Linked DNA regions of Mus musculus: region 2 is linked to region 1. A link is a contact called in ENCODE Hi-C or POLR2A ChIA-PET data. All regions are on one chromosome and are shown on one strand. Each heading gives the region's core, a stretch centred on a gene start or an enhancer-like site at or near the end of the contact. The rest is flanking DNA. Distances are from core to core; before and after follow the strand shown. Region 1 overlaps Fam178b (family with sequence similarity 178, member B). Region 2 overlaps Fam178b (family with sequence similarity 178, member B).

Evidence for each region. A loop is a pair of places that touch in the nucleus more often than their neighbours do. ChIA-PET counts read pairs that join two places held with the same protein, here RNA polymerase II (POLR2A).
Region 2: a map of gastrocnemius shows a loop between it and region 1 (5-fold over the local background). The contact joins two enhancer-like sites. A Hi-C loop is called at or near these places in 4 of 37 maps with a recorded cell type or tissue (CH12.LX, adrenal gland, gastrocnemius and 1 more). POLR2A ChIA-PET finds 5 or more read pairs at or near these places in 2 of 5 experiments (both embryonic stem cell).

What each region holds. Positions count from the first base shown.
Region 1 is chr1:36,570,416-36,573,261 of GRCm38, forward strand. All of the region lies in intron 13 of Fam178b (family with sequence similarity 178, member B), which reads right to left. Among named protein-coding and RNA genes, the nearest start is that of Sema4c, 13 kb to the left of the region's middle. Within about 2 kb of position 1,381, at least 1 of the 3 ENCODE cell types and tissues checked has a DNase peak (open chromatin) inside an H3K27ac peak, as active enhancers do.
Region 2 is chr1:36,614,045-36,616,890 of GRCm38, forward strand. All of the region lies in intron 7 of Fam178b (family with sequence similarity 178, member B), which reads right to left. Among named protein-coding and RNA genes, the nearest start is that of Sema4c, 57 kb to the left of the region's middle. Within about 2 kb of position 1,378, at least 1 of the 3 ENCODE cell types and tissues checked has a DNase peak (open chromatin) inside an H3K27ac peak, as active enhancers do.

The DNA of each region.
Region 1 (2,846 bases), core at 131-2,630:
TCTGGAAGTAGGTCCAGCCAGGCTTTAGGCAGTGCTAGGTGGGGAGGAGCAGGGGAGAGCTGAGGCTAGCCCAGGAATACTGAGGAAGAAGGATGGGCGAGATGCACAGGCCGTAACTCTCTAAGCCATGCTGCTGAGGCGCAGGCTCAGCTGGCAGGTGTTGGCACCTGCTCGGCAGCTCCAGGATGCCAGGACTACCTACCCTGTTTCTGCCTCTGACATCACAGGCCCTGGCTGGTGGTTACCCTGGGGAATGTGCATTCAGCTCAGTCTCCAAGGTCTGGAGGCCCAGCCCAGCCCAGCCCAGCCCAGCCTGACTACCGATCCCAGAAGAATCCTGTGATAAGTACCACTCCTGCCTCACGTGGGTCCTCCCGGGGACCGATGAGAGCACATCGGCTGAAGCTGAGCTCTAGAAGCTGAGCTGATCACTAGGTCACCTGTGTGAGAGGTGGACTCTGATTCATTTGCCTTTTAAAATTAAATTTAAAATCTAGTATCACAGCAACCTGGCGTACAGAGGGGACATTCAGAGAAGGCCTGGTAACCCTATGTCTCAGCATATGTCTAAGCTCAAGCTTGGCTAGATCCCTAGCATGTCCAGTGAGGGAAAAATCTAGCAAGAAGCAGATGTCTGGGATCTTCATCAGGAGACATTCTGTGCATGTGCACGCGCGCGTGCGGGTATGTGTGCACGCGGGTGTGTGCGAGTGCAGGTGCACACGCACACGTGCACTTGTATAACAGTTCTAAATAGAGATGGCATTGAGAACTTCTGGATCTGAGTCCACGGATATCTTGAGAGACAAGCCGCAGAGGCCCGGCTGTTTCTGTGTAGATGGGGTCCATCAGCCTGTGCTCCTGTGGTTGGGCAAACAGCAACATCATTTAGCACCAAACCAAGAGTTTCAGCTCAAGGAGAGAAGCGGGGCTCTAGCATCTCAGGAGTCCTCCAAAGCACAGGGCATGCATGTTTCTGAGTCTGCCTTATCTGAACACTGGCACTTTGCACCTGCCATCTTGGATTGGTAGGACATCATTTCTTCTCTGTTCTGTGTGCACACTTACAAGCTGCTCTCCTTGTCCATGCAGCTCCAGGTCCAAGGTTATGTTCCTGACCTTGGCCTTGGCAGGCACTAGATTAGAAAGCAAGCAGAGGGCTGCAAGCAGACATCTGTTCTGAAAGAAAAGCTGGCTTCCAAAGTGACTCTGCCCAGGACAGGGCATTGGTCACTAGTCCTAGCACGTAGGAAATGATGAGACACATAATTAACTGCTAGGAAATGAGACGTGTGACATAATACCCTTCCTAGCCCAGAGTCCCTGAAGATACAGGGTCAAGAGGCCAGGCAGCAGACGTCACAGGCACATCCTGCCAGATTCACCACTGGGTAGGGCTGGGCAGGCCACCCTATTCTGCAAACGAAAGTGATGGGCCATGTGGGTGGGTGGAGCCCTGAAAATGGAACAGTGATGCGGCCACTTTAGGGTGAGAGAGGACAGGCTGGTAGCATCTAGACAGGAACAGGACTTCCTGCTCAGCTGCTGGGAACAAGCACTATGTGAAAAGTTGCTCTTAGGACCCCAGCTGGGTCCAGAGACGGGAGGGAGGAATCTTCCCAGGGTGCTAGAGGATTTGAGAGGCCCAGGATATACCCATATACCCCCACAGCTTCCCCCCCCCCCGACATTTCCTCAGTGTGAGCCTGAGCTGTTCTAACTTCCCAGAAAATAAGCTCTGAGACCTCTCACAGTGGAATCCTCTTGTAAGTTCTATTTCAACTTTGAGAATGGGCCCTGAGGGTTTCTGCTCTGAGGACTGGGTGGGAGCTGGGAAGCTCTGGCACAGGAGATAGGGGTGGGACATAATATTCAGGAAGGCTGAGGGCATGTCTAAAGTGCTGCCATCCTGACAGCTGGACTACAGCACACGTGTCTCCCTAGGGAGGAACCTCGGGACTATGAGCAAATCCTTGGGAGAGTGATGCCACCCTGCCCACCCTTCCTCTCTGGGTTCCTGGGGTGGGGGCTAGGGCAAGTAAGATGATAGGCAGCTGCTTCTCCAGCTGGGACCAGAGACCCTGATCCCACAGGACTCTAGGCAGAAAACCCAGCTCTGCCCATAATCTCTTGCTGCAGGAGTCTATGTGTGTGAGTTCAGGTTTACACATGTGTGTGCATATCAGCATGTGGGCCTGAGGGCATGAGTGAGCATGTGGAGCTCTTCAAGGAGTAACTGGAACTGGCCATCTGTAAAGAGAGCTGGTTTCTCTCAAAACCCATGACAAGAACAGGGTGTACTATACAGCCCAAAGTTTCTAGGTACCTAGGACATACCCCTTCCATTTTAAGACTGGCCTAGCTTCCTGTCCCCTACATTTAGGCCAAACTGTTCCATGGTGGTGTCTACAGAGTTGACTCCAGCAGAACACATGTGACCTGGACCAGCCAATCATGGTCTACACCAAGCCAGTGAGACTTGACTCTGGGACAGATGTTCTTTCTTTAGCCCTGGCCAGGGTGGCCGAGGAAAAGGAGGTCAACCCAGGGTTTCCCACAAAGGCAACAGGGAACCTCTCTGGGAATGCACCATAGGGTACAGGCAAGCATTGGGGAAAGTGACACTGGGGTTTTGTCACACTGTGCATGTAACCCTGGGTTCACCTAAGTCTGGCTCATCTAAAGAGGTGCAGCAAGGACAAAGAGAAGGGATTGAAGGGGTGAAAGGCAGGCAGCGGCCAAGAGGCAGCACTTACAGCATGCTCCTACAACCCAGTCTGGGCTAATTCAGGCCTGGCGGAGGGAGAGAAGCAGCAGCCAGGCTGGGAGTGGGGCTGGTGGGGAAG
Region 2 (2,846 bases), core at 128-2,627, 44 kb after region 1:
TGAGGCCTGACAGTACCTGTTGGGTCTGCACTGCTCTGGTCTGTCATTCTCAGCCTGGGTTTCTTAAGCTCAAGGTCACCTTATGGTCTAAGAAGACAACTGTAGACCCAGCTATCACATCTTGGCTCCAGGCATTTTCCTCTTTCTTTTTAAACCATATATTCATTTTGGAAAATATGACATTTTCTTACATGTATTCCATGAACTTGCATGTATACGTGCACACACACATACACACAGATGCCTGAGGTCCATATGTGAGAGAAAATATGTTTGTCTGAGTCTGGCTTGATGCATTTAACATGATGATCTTCAGTTCTACCCATTTTCCTCAAAATGATATAATTTCTTTCTTACTATATAGCCTTGACAGGCCTGGAACTTGCTATGTAGACTAGGTTCAACTCACAGAGACCTGCCTGCTTCTGCCTCCCAAGTACTGGAACCAGAGACATGTGCTACCCTGCCTGGATATTGTTTGACTTCCTGATGTCAGCCATTCTTGTGGGGGGCGGGGTGAGATGAGACCACTCACAGCGTTGATTTGCATATCTCTAATGGCTGAGGTCACTGCATCTTTTCTGAGGGGCGTGTGTCCAGTTCAGACAGTTTCTTCTTACTTTGCCATCTGTTCCAGTTTCCCTCTCTTCTCTCTTTTGTGAGAAAACACTGTGACTGAAAGCAACTTAGAAGGAAAAAGGGTGTATTTGGCTGACACTTCCAGATCACAGTCTGTCCCTGAGGGAAGTTGGGGCAGGAACTCAAGTAAGAAAGCAGAAACCACAGAGGAGGCTGCCTGGTGGCTTACTCTCTCAGACTTAATGCTCAGTTAGCTTTCTGAAAAAGCCCAAGACCATCTGCCCAGGGAATTGTGTTGCTCCTGTAGGTTGGAGCTGGGGTTCTGTCACATCACTCCTCAAAACACCATCTCCCACAGACATGTCCACAGGTCGCTCTGCTGTGGGCAATCCCTTGATTGAGAATCCCTTTAGGTTACTGTAGGTTATGTCAACTTGACAGTTAAAGCCAAGTAGGACATCATCTAAAGGTGTACTGCTCTGAACAACGTGGGGATCTTAGTGACAGTAACAAATCCCACCCTTCTAACGTCACACACCGGCCTCAAAGTGATTCGGATTGAAAAAGGCTTCCCGGCGCTGTTCTGGCATGTGGGCCTAAAGCAGGCCCTCATTCTGGGGTTCCGAACCCGACATTTTTGGACTATGCCTGCTCTCTAGGAGACAAAATAGAACCATATCCTGGCAAGGATCCAGAGTGAGAGGAGTCTTCATTCACTACTTTGGAAGACAGTGCAGTGTTTCTCACAAAGCTCAACACGCCTTTACAAGGAGACCCGACTATGCTGCTCTTTGGGAGCTAGCCAGCTGAGCTGAAAGCAGGGCCTGTGAGACGCTGCATGTGTTTCTAGCAGGCTTAGCCATACTTGATAAAAACTGGAAACCAGGCTGGGCCGTAGTGGCTTATGCCTTTAATTCCAGGCACTTGGGAGACAGAGGAAGGTGAGTCTCTGAGTTGGAGGCAGGCCTGGTCTACAGAGTGAGTTCCAGGACAGCCGGGGCTGTTATGCCACAGAAAAACCCTGTGTCAAAAAAGACAAAATAGAAAAAGAAAAGAAAAGAATAAAGAGACTCTGCCTTTATGAGTAAGGTGTAAACAAGAAAGACACATAGCATCTAAAAGCTCCCAAGTAGTATTAATATGTAGCCAAGTATGAGTCCCACTAAGCAAAGGAAAACTTGCTGTCATTAGAGAACAGTGTGTGCGGCTGATGACAAGGGGTGAGGTGGCCAGGAGCCCCTGCACACCAACTCTCCTAAATACCCAGAGCTCTTGTCCTGTGGTCGCTGGAGCTCCATGCCAGCTACAGAAGACAGCGGCACTATTGCAAGCTTAGCAGCAGGGGAGAATGGCTCTTCCAGACACTGACTCTTGGGAAGCTGCTAGTTCCCACTGATTGAGATGTTAAAATCTATCAGTCTGGAGAGATGGCTCATTGGTTAACAGCACTTATTGCTGCCTTCTAGAAGATCCAAGTTCAGTTTCCAACACCCATGTCGGGTGGTTCCCCATCACCTGTAACTTCAGCTCTAAGACATCTGACGCCCTCTTCTGGCCTCCAAGAACACCTGCACTTATGTGCCCACATGCAGACACAAACACAAGTTTTTTGTTTTATTTTTCGAGACAGGGTTTCTCTGTATAGCCCTGGCTGTCCTAGAACTCACTTTGTAGACCAGGCTGGCCTTGAACTCGGAAATCCGCCTGCCTCTGCCTCCTGAGTGCTGGGTTTAAAGGCGTGCGCCACCATGCCCGGCAAACACAAGTTTTATAATTTAAAATGACACAAATAAGCCTATAAAAAGATGATTTGCACCGGGCAGTGGTGGCGCACACCTTTAATCCCAGCACTGAGAGGCAGAGGCAGGCAGATTTCTGAATTTGAGACCAGCCTGGTCCACAGAGTGAGTTCCAGGACAGCCAGGGCTACACAGAGAAACCCTGTCTGGGGGGGGGGGGGATGGGGTGGGCAGGAGGAAGATGATTTGCCATGATAAAGTTGGATTTATTCCAGAGATGCAGGGATGACTTTACACATGCAAATCAATAAATGTAATAACTTGCATAAATGGACTAAAGGACAGAATTACACGATTATCTCAACAGATGTAAAAAAGACTTTCAACAAAATTCAATTTCTTTTTTTTTTTTTCTGAGACAGGGTCCCACTGTGTACTCCTGAATGACCTGAAACTTGCTATGTAGACCAGGCTGGCCTTAAACTATCAGAGATGCACCTCTCTCTGCCTGCCTCCTGAATACTAGAA